2 separate regions of the Homo sapiens genome follow, and region 1 is linked to region 2. The links are chromatin loops, found by intact Hi-C in ENCODE. Cell type or tissue: dorsolateral prefrontal cortex. All regions are shown on one strand. Each heading gives the region's core, and the rest is flanking DNA. Links, peaks and the distances in the headings are about the cores only.

Region 1 (2,500 bases), core at 1-2,500, 1.1 Mb after region 2:
CTTCCTATCCCCAGGCCTCTAGTGGGTCCTATCAGCTTTCTCTTTATGCTTTAATCAACATCAAATTGCTTAAAGCTCACATAAAGGAGTTTCTTGCTTTCGTGACATTGTGAATGATGTTCCTTCTGTTTGGAATATGTTTCCTTTCCTATTTCCCTTTTGTCTGGAAAATTCCTCTCGTGATCGCAGCTCCAGATTTATCTCCTCCAGAAAAGCCTATCCTGAGGTCTTCCCTCTGAGTTCCTTAAATCGCCTATGCCCCTATCTCTATCACTGGACTTGCCACATTATACTATAATTATTCATTTATGAGACTTCTCTACTTGACTTTGGGCTCAGTGAGGGCAGGGAGTGTGATACGGTCATCTTTGCTTCTCCAGCAGAGAGGGCATACTCCACAAATGCTTTCGGAATGAATGTATGCATGATGGATTCAACCCCGATGGAAGAAATTCATGAGAACTCATCTTCTTCTTTCACACTGACACTTGGGAGGTGAGGCTGTCTTACCACTGTGAGGTAAAGTCAACAAACTCTGCAGAGAACTTGTCTGCTGGGAGTTGTGGCGATGGCTCCTCTACCACCTGTTTGAGCTGCTGAAATGGAGTTCCCCATGAATCATAGGGAAATCGAAGGATGGCCAACTCAATCTGGAGAAAAGAAGAAAAAAGGAGACAACAGTTTCAACAGGGCTGCTTTAGGGAATCACCCACGTTTCATTTGTGGATAGACAGCAGGAAACACAAGGCAAAGTTCAAGTATAAGTCCAGGGGTAGGGGGGCAGGAAATAAACTAATAATTTGTTCTCTAGCAATTTTCCCCAAATTCCTAGTGCTAGGGATTTTTAAATATTACTTACTAGACACAGCCACTTAAGCCTATCTAAAATGGGGACCCTCACTAAAACCCACTGTGGCACTTCATAAAAATTGTAAGCCAACCGTATTAAACTTCAGGATGTAAAGCTACGAGGATTTCAAACGTTTGGTCTGACAAGTAATTCCCAGCCTAAGATCTTTCCAGAGCCGAGCATCTACTGCCACCTTCAGGTCCCTTGGTGAAATGACAGGGAGAAAAAGCAACCTAGAACCAAATGACAGATCTTTTTTTGGACTTGAGAAAAGGCCACTTTGCATTACAGGATCATGTGCTTTCTGGGCAGGCAGGAGAAATAACTCATGGGATTTATTCAGCTGCTGTGCCTGGGGAGGAGCCAGGACCACAGTGGATAATTCCAGACCTTGGTGATCCACTGAAAATGTATGACCACCAAAGTTATGAAATTTACAATCACCAAAGTTATGAATAAGTTATGAATAAATCATATAACTTTAGGGCTGTGTCTAAGGAAATCATCCTATTGGTTATCATGTATTGAGGATATACCTGACTGATACGGTTGGGCTGTGTCCCCACCCAAATCTCATCTTGAATTGTAGCTCCCATAATTCCTACATGTTGTGGGAGGGACCCAGTGGGAAACAATTGAATCATGGGGGTGGTTCCCCCATACTGTTCTATGGTTCTCATGGTAGTGAAAAAGTCTCACGAGATCTGATGGTTTTATGAAGCATCTCCCTTTTCACTTGGCTGTCTCATCTCATTCTCTCTTGTCTGCCGCCATATAAGATGTGCCTTTCACCTTCCGCCATGATCGTGAGGCCTCCCCAGCTGCATGGAACTGTGAGTCCATTAAACCTCTTTTTCTTTTAAATTACTCAGTCTTGGGGATGCTTTTATCAGCAGTGTGAAAACGAACTAATACACTGACCTGATCAGACTTTGACTTCTACTTCTCCAATAAAAATATCCTGGGAAGCATAGTCTATGTCCTGGATAACACGGCCCTATCAGGGTTCACGCACATTAGCATTCTTTGCACAGCTTAAGCTTCTTGCCTTGGCTCGAATAATTTAATTTTAAACTATAAGGAATCTGGTCAGATCCTCTCGTTTTACAGAGGAGGATAGGAAGATAGTCCATGTGACTGTAACAATTACTCAAAAAGGCATACAGCTCGTCAGAGGTGGAATCAAGAGAAAGATTGGTTTCCCCAATCCCATATCAGTGTTTTTATTGTACCACAATACAAACAATTATTACTCAAAATCTCCTACCAGCTCAGCAGGAGAGGGCGCCCCAAACCAGCATTTAGGGCATTTGTTTCTTGAACCCAACGTCCACCTCATTCTAGTTTCATTACCCACAACCTCATAGTTCATGATGATTGGCATACACTACCATCGTGATGCCCAGACTCCAAATGTCAGACTTCACACTGTATCCCTTCTGGTTGAGCTCTGGGTTTATTCTTTCAGGCTGGAAAGAAGACAGACAACTGAGAAACTGGGAAGACAATTGAGATAACGTTCTTAGCTCAATAGTCTCTGGGGATGGGGGTAGCACCAGCTGCCAAGTGAGTTGTTATAAGCTGTTAACATGCCACCAAGGCCAAGAAGACCCGGTTAACTACAACAAATATCAATGCCTCCGTGGGGTT
Region 2 (8,024 bases), core at 2,363-4,862:
ATTATTCAGAACTGCATGTTCTAAGCTATACCAGTCTTTTTATGCAAAACCATCATTTGGCATTATCCCCATTTGTACTTAAAACTACTAGCCTTGCGAAGACATCTTTCCAAAGGTGAAAACTTAATAATTCACAGAATGACTATAGACACAGTTCTATTCTCATGCTGAATTGTTGGTTCCCACTTTCTCCTCCCTTCCCTTGTCATCTGTTTCTGATTCTAATACAGTCTTCACTAAGATCAGTATATTTTCATGCTCTGAATTTTTGAGTTTCTTGGAATTTCTTTTTTCCTGATCCACAGAGCAATATTTCAGTTAAAGTCTTAATAAGTGTGTGCTTTTTAGTTGACCTCCAAATTTTCTTAATCAAGAAAAGGCAGAGAAATGTTGGGCTTATTTCAAATTATTTTTTTCAGATAATCACTATATATTATGCATAATTTTATATAACTTTGCTAGACACTACAGTAAGAATAGAAACACAACCCTCAGTTCTATCTTGTGTTCTGCATTACTAAAATTAATGGAGGTGTTTTCAATTTAAGAATTTTAAAAATTCTTAAAAAGGATGGGTATTTTCTAGTCGTATCCAAGTACTTTCTAAAAAACAGTAAAGATTGGAACATTTTTCAAGGAGTCTGAGAAGACTAGTTCTCACACTGAGAGGACAGTAAATTTAGCCAGCCTATAGGGAGAAATGAATTGCAGTGTTTTAAGGAACTCATAGTCCTGTAGAACATTCCCTGAAAGCCTTATTTCTGTTTAGAAAAGCTGTATTTCTTACTCTCCATCAGACTTTTTCAGGTATGTTTATCATCATAAAGTCAATCACCAAACAAAGCGATTTTTACTGAAAAGAAGAGAGGCTTTAAAGTGAGACTTAATTGTGAATGCTTTGTCCTCTCATTTGACAATATGGTGCATTGCGGTCTGACTTTCAGCCAAGGAAAACTTAAGGGAAAAATAGAAAGTTATAGAAGCTGCTTTGGCTGGTGGAACAGGGGTGAGTTTCTTGTTTATTTCAGGAGTAACTGTACTTCCCTTCCATGATAGGCCAAGGAATATGTCACTGTTTTTCTAGGACCCAATGCAGACTTTTGTTGCAGAGTGAACTGGACTGGAGCTATTGAAGTCCTGCTCAAAAGGACTATCAGGATGAGGAAAATGGGACTCCAATATATGAGAGGTGATATGTGCTATAAAGTGAGCCTCCCAAGGGCCAGGCTTTCAGAAGGCAAATGTCTGAAGAGGAGGCAGGGCACACACCTAGAATTTGAGTTGGAGGGCCCAAGTTGAATCTCCTCCAGTGAACCCAGGAAAGCACCCATGTTAGACATTGTTCATGCATCATATCAGATCCACTAAACCCCTTTGTTCTCTGATTTTGGCCACAGCTTCAGTGATGGGCCTGTGCATGGACCCCAAATGGCTTCCTGCAGGTGCATCTTGGCACCACCATACATCAAGCCCATCCAGCATTCCTGTGGCCCATCCCTGGGCTTTTCTGTGACATGGCAGAAAATTTTGTGATCACTCTTTTTCATCCTGGAACTCTAAGAGGGCTAATGTCTCATGGGATGAACTCTGGATAAATATGCATAGAAACCAGCAAGCAAAACTTCTCCTTCCTCTGCTGAAGGCCTGATCCTAAAGCTCATGCCACTCAGCTTTCCAGAAGATCCCATAGGAGTGAACATCCAGATATCCTGACATTGACCATCTTGAAACATCCTTATTTTGAACCTGCCTTGTTTCACTACCCCTGTCCCTCACTTTCAGGGTTACAGTTCCCAATAAATTATGCAGGTTCTGCATTGTGAGAACCCAGGTTAAAACAGAATCCTTGAGATTAAGAGAAGTCTGAGTTGGCACAAAACTCACCCCAATAAGAAATTTCTCATCCCCACTCCCATATTTCATGCTCCACACCCCACTTTCTAAGTACTAACCACTCCCATTCAAACTAATAACTGGAGGAAGACTCAAGCAGGAAAGAGGAAGTGCTGTGTCACTGTTGGCAATGGTGTGGCCAATTTCAACAGCCCAGCTAGGGAAGGGAAGAAAATTTAACATTAAGTCAATCCAGACATGTGAATGTTACAGATACCTGCACACTTCAGCTTCCAAGTTGAATCTGAGTTGTCATCTAAAGTAATGGGAGAAACTGTTCAATACCTCCAAGCAGGTAGAAACTCAAGGGCCCGCCCAACTCTCCATCTAGAGTCATGGGAAAGCGACGCCGCTGAATAGATTTTGAAAGGGAGGTTGGGAACGGAACTCAAGTTCCGTGTGTTTATAACTCATTGATCTTGCTTTCTCAACACATAAGTTACTTGACATTGGATGAGTTACTTGCTTTCTTAAGGTTTTAAGTATCCAGCTTTAAAAATGCATTAAACACACCTTGCCTCATTAGAATTGTAATGAATAAGATCATTTAGGTAAGCACGGCAAAGCACCATGAGCATTCGATCACTGTTAGCATCCTTCCCTCCCAAACATTTGCATTCCATTATTCATTGATCTAATAGTAACACTGAAGAATTGTTAGAAAGGTCAGTTTATTAGCTAAAAAAAAAAGTAAATAGAAGTTAATGCTTAGAAATGAGCTGAAGTTGAAAGGCATTTATCTCTGGTTATTAGGCAAATCACTTAATATTTCTCATGTCCAGTTTTGTGGGCTGGCAACCTGTGCTCAGTCCTCAGAAGGGCCCTGTGTCTAGTTTAATGCTCTCATGTTACTGTCTTGAAATTCTTGATAATTTAATCCTTCAACTTGTGTTCTGTAAGTAAAGTCTAATGGGACAATGGTGCCTATGTGTGAGCAGAGGAGATATGCACACTTTGAATGTTCCCTGTAGTTCCGTACTTCCCCATTGTCTTATAGCATTTGCAATGCTGCATGACACAAAATTCTAGTAGACTCACAATGCCTGAGGGTCTAGAAAGACTCAAGAGTACAGGTAAGCATGTACCATTCCCAAGGGAGTGAGCAGGGACTCTGACATCCCTAGAGTCCACATATTCCATTCAAACCTGAAGTTGCTTTCCGGTGGAGAAATAAGACAATGGCCTTCTGGGAAACATAGAGGAACAAGGAACCTATGATAGCCATTCTAACTCCTGTTACTTCCCTCCATGTGCCAGCCAGCCACTTAGGCTGGAAATGAAGACAACATTGGAATATAGGAGTAGCCATGGTCTCTTTACCTTTAAGTCCTTCTTTATTCACTAGTAAACTGAAGATAGAGAGGGTTGATGGGATGTATATGTTTCCGGAAGTAAAATACAAACAGAAGAGGTGGTTTTCTGCAGTGTTTTCACTCTTCTGATAAGAAGGAAATGGGTAGGCGTGTACGACCTACAAAATAGGAAGTGGATAGCATCAGTGACTCCGTGTAACCAACAAAATGCATTTACATTCATATTAAAAGCTGACATTTCACGACATAAAGATGAAAAGGGAAATTAATGCTAATAATTACATTTTAAAATTGTCTTTGCTTAGAATTACACTAAATCAATAACATGGAGCAAATAAAGACACCATGACTATTTCAGAGAATTCATGGAGAGAGAAAAAAGTTTCTGTTAGTACTTTTAATAACATCTTTTTCTGCTTTCTGAAACAGAGGTCCTTATTTTTGTTCTCTACTGGACCCCTGGTGTTTGTTCTCTTATGTATAAAATGAAGTATTTGTACAAGAATGCCTCTTAGGGTCCCCCATTCTATGCGGGGTTTCCACTAGAAAAATTGGCTTCCCCTCTGAATGACCACAACCCGCCGAAAGAAAGCAGCCCCTCTGTTGAGATGGCCAACAGATGGCGCCTTTGTGCTGAGAAAAAGGTACCCCTTCTTCGGGAAGTAGTAGCCTGACTCCTGGGTGCACAGTTTGGTTAGGGGAGCCCAAACTGCATTTTAAGCTTCCATTTGCTTCGTTGGCTGAGTGCCTTTATGCACAGCAAACTGCACAGCATTACATGGCAGTTTGGGTTCCATCCGTTCAAATATTTTCCTCTTACTATTGGCAACTTTGACTTTACCTCTTTAATTTCTACCCCTATTTTATGAATCACGGTTCAAAGAATGGCTGCTATAAACATGTGTTTTGTTTCCGTGCTAAAGAGAGAACAGAGCCAGGTTGAAACGATGCTTCTTGCATTGTCATCTGAGTTTTGGCAATTCTAGCTAGTCCTAGCTAGTCCAAGGGGTAGCTGGATGAAATGTTATTAACTTTTGGGGAAATAGTAGGAATTATATGAAAACATAACCCAGTTGACCTTTATTCTTTGCTGTGGGTGTTCTTTTTTGTTGTTTAGTTCAAAATAAAAATAAAAAAAATACTTCTTTGGAAGTATGTTTGAAACAGAAGGACTCTTTCGATGATAGCAGTTAAATATGTATCAGTGCCTTTCAAGTGGAAGATGAGAAAAAACACTGGGTCTCTTGATTTCATTAAAAATTCACTACGTTCGCTTTCAGGGCAGGTTTGTTGACTAATTAGATGCTCTCGACTCTAAACTATTACCTTCTGCCCTGGTATCTTGCTCTCCCCAGGGAAGTTTAATTTAAGTATATTGCTGGTCTTTGCTTTCCTCCCACACTGTTGTGAAGTGTTGCTATGAGGCAGCTGAACAGCTGCTGTGCCTTTCCCCAGAAGTGGCAGCATTCCAATAGTGGGCAAAGTGAGTTATGTAAAGACAGTTTTTCAGGGTTTCCTAGGAAACTAGTGATGGTGGTCCAGTTTGGATTTGACATGGAAACAAGAAGATTAAGTCTAACTTTGGAGGGGCCGGGGGTGGTGAGGGGCAGAACGCTCTGGAGGCTACTTCCACACTAGTTTGCTGCATTTTTATTTTGAAAGTATATAAGAAATTTGGCTTAGGAGGGCTGCGATAGTCTAAACAATAAAACAGCAGCCCTAGACTGAAGTTCATGACCTCACCCACGTCTTCACAGTGACCTAAACTGACTTAGTCCATTAGAAATGAGGGAGAAATTAAATCCGGCAGGTGTCCCCCACTGAATTAATAAAACCAAGCAAAATAGAGGTTCTAGCTACCATTTGATTATTCAAATATGTAAAATGCCAAACTGGGCTAATTCAGCCCTAATCTTCTTGTAATGAACTCATTCCATTTAACTACAATATAGAGAGAACTAACTTTGTACTTAGTACTGTGTTAGATTTTGAGAGAACAGAGAGATTATAATGAGAATATACCTTGTTAGAGCCCAAAGATTAGTGAAAGAAATAAGAGAAACTGAAACCATACTCTAATATAGTAAACAGCTCAGGAACATATGGGAACCAATCAGGAACTCTTTCTAATGAGGTTTCCCTGATTCTCACTGGATATTTCTGACACGTCGACTATAGCATGACACTTGTTGAATGCTGGAGAAGGCCAGCGCGGTGACTCATGCCTGTAATCCCAACACTTTGGGAGGCCAAGGGGGCAGATCACGAGGTCAGGAGATCGAGACCATCCTGGCTATCACGGTGAAACCCCATCTCTACTAAAAATACAAAATATTAGCTGGATGTGGTGGCGCATGCCTGTAGTCCCAGCTACTCGGGAGGCTGAGGCAGGAGAATCGCTTGAACCCTGGAGGTGGAGGTTGCAGTGAGCCGAGATTGTGCCACTGCACTCCAGCCTGGGCGACAGAGCGAGACTCCATCTCAAAAAAAAAGAAAAAGGCCGGAGAAAAGTCATTTAGAGTTGGTTCTAAAAATAACTATCTACATGATACCAAACAAAAAAAAAATGTCAAACAACCAGTTGCTTTGTTACATTATGCCCAATAATTCATGGTCCAAAATATATTTTGCTGAAGTGGCTCACCACAGATGGAATGGACTGTAAGTTTTGGAAGCACAAACATAACTAATAAGGCAGTCATGACTCTTTAAGAACCTTCTGTCTGAAGAAATGAACACTACCTAGAAACACTGCTGATAAAAAAGAAGGTTCAAAGAACTTCAGAAATGCACAAATATTAAATTTTTACAAAGTTATACGAATTTACAATTTATTGTCATTATCAATATTATATTCCAATTTGCTTCAGAGCACTTCTTATTACACTGAAGAGAAGAATTTATTTTGGCACCTGCCTCCAGTGACTGACAATTTGCTTTTGTAAATAATTCATGTATTCCTTTTTCAATATTTTAATAATTAAAATACAAACAAACCTTTATATATTCTTGTTTGATTTGACTTATTTGTTATTGTTCACTCCAAAAACAAAGAAGTAGACATTTCTAAAACAGAATTACTATTTGGCCCAGCAATCCCATTACTGTGTATGTACCCAAAGGAATATACCATAAAGACACATGCATGCATATGTTCATTGCAGCACTATTTACAATAGCATAGACATGGAATCAACCTAAATGCCCATCAGTGGAAGACTGGATTAAAAAATGTGGTGCATATACACTATAGAAAACTATGCCACCATAAAAAGAAATGAGATAATGTCTTTTGCAGAAACACGGATGGAGCTGGAGGCCATTAGCAAACTAACACAGGAACAGAAAACCAAACACCGAATGTTCTCACTTAAAAGTGGGAGCTAAATGAAGAGAACACATGGATGCAAACAGGCGAACAACAGACACTAGGGCCTACTTGAGGGTGGAGGGTGAGATGAGAGAGACAGAAAATAACCACTGGGTACTAGGTTTAGTACCTGGGTGACAAAATAATCTATACAACAAACCCTCATGACACAAGTTTACCTATATAACAAACCTGCACATGTATGCCTGAACCCAAAATAAAAGTTAAAAATAAATAAGTAGAATTTTTTTTTTTTTTTTTTGTGACTGAGTCTCGCTCTGTCACCCAGGCCAGAGTGCAGTGGCGCGATCTCGGCTCACTGCAAGCTCCGCCTCCCAGGTTCACGCCATTCTCCTGCCTCAGCCTCCCAAGTAGCTGGGACTACAGGCGCCCGCCCCCATGCCCGGCTAATTTTTTTTGTATTTTTAGTAGAGACGGGGTTTCACCGTGTTAGCCAGGATGGTCTCCATCTCCTGATCCTCGTGATCCGCCTCGTGATCCTCAGCCTCCCAAAGGGCTGGGATTACAGGCGTGAGCCACCGCGCCCGGCCCCAGAAATTTCTTTTTAATGGATCTTGAAATAGAAGAATTAGGATTTAGTGGCTTTGATTGATAGATTTAGTAAACATTGTTTTTTTCCTATGATCCTATGTCTTCATTTTTGGCAAAAATAGACGAAAAGTAGTTACCATTTGAATGTATCACGTGAGAGTGTAGTGGGAATCGTATCTCCTTTGTTATTACCAAGAATTGATCAGAGTCATTTGTTTCCTCCTTTGTTATTACCAAGAATTGATCAGAGTCATTTGTTTCCTCCTTTTCTTTTCCTCTTCCTGCTTTCAAAATGCACAATAATTCTTTAGGTGTCGTCTAGGTCTTCACATATAATTTAGCCAGAGTTGAGTAACTCTATGAGGATGTTCTGGCTTTCCCAACAAAGGTCTCCAGAACTCTCTTCTCCATTATATATTTCTTTTGGCAAACGCTCGTGGCCTAAATCCAAAGATTCTAACTATTGCACTTGGGAGATCACATTCTTACAAATTATCCCTTTTCAAAGCAGGCTAGGGGATGTGTGGCTTCTGGTTTGTAAATATGTACTGTTCTGCTCATTTTGAAAATATGAATTTGTTCCAACGTAATTGGTATATCATCCTCAGTTTGAGGATAACACAAATTTTGCATTTGTTTACATGAGTTTTCATCCATGAGAAGCAGTAGGTAAACACAGAAAACTGCACTCGGCTGAAGGGAGCCACCTAGAAATACACAAAGCACACAAATGCACACACCTCACGAGGACCACAAGCCACACCCGTCTACATCTGGTGTTATAGCTTTCTGTCTGGTTTCAGAGGATGCTCCTTCCCTCACTTCACAATAACACAGAGCTGTCCGCTTCCACAAGCAAACTCCAGGTGCCATATTGAATGTGATATGTGTTTCTT

The links. Hi-C counts contacts between places; a loop is a spot of excess contacts. Peaks named below come from ENCODE experiments on the same cell type or tissue, not always from the same donor. Only the 100,000 strongest peaks of a DNase experiment are listed, where the experiment ranks them.
Region 1: a loop joins it to region 2, with 9 times the contacts of the local background. A loop is called at or near these places in 35 of 110 quality-filtered maps.

What each region holds. Positions count from the first base shown.
Region 1 is chr17:69,524,720-69,527,219 of GRCh38, reverse strand. It overlaps MAP2K6 (mitogen-activated protein kinase kinase 6), which reads right to left. Exons shown (of 12, transcript NM_002758.4): 9 at 2,242-2,319; 10 at 511-650. Among named protein-coding and RNA genes, the nearest start is that of MAP2K6-AS1, 40 kb to the right of the region's middle. In dorsolateral prefrontal cortex, for the core only: CTCF peaks have their summits at 845 and 1,044 (motif pointing left); a DNase peak (open chromatin) is centred at 1,059; H3K27ac peaks cover 212 bases.
Region 2 is chr17:70,618,392-70,626,415 of GRCh38, reverse strand. No RefSeq gene overlaps it. Among named protein-coding and RNA genes, the nearest start is that of KCNJ2, 450 kb to the right of the region's middle. In dorsolateral prefrontal cortex, for the core only: CTCF peaks have their summits at 3,618 and 3,817 (motif pointing right); DNase peaks (open chromatin) are centred at 3,835 and 4,675; H3K4me3 peaks cover 1,068 bases; H3K27ac peaks cover 1,963 bases.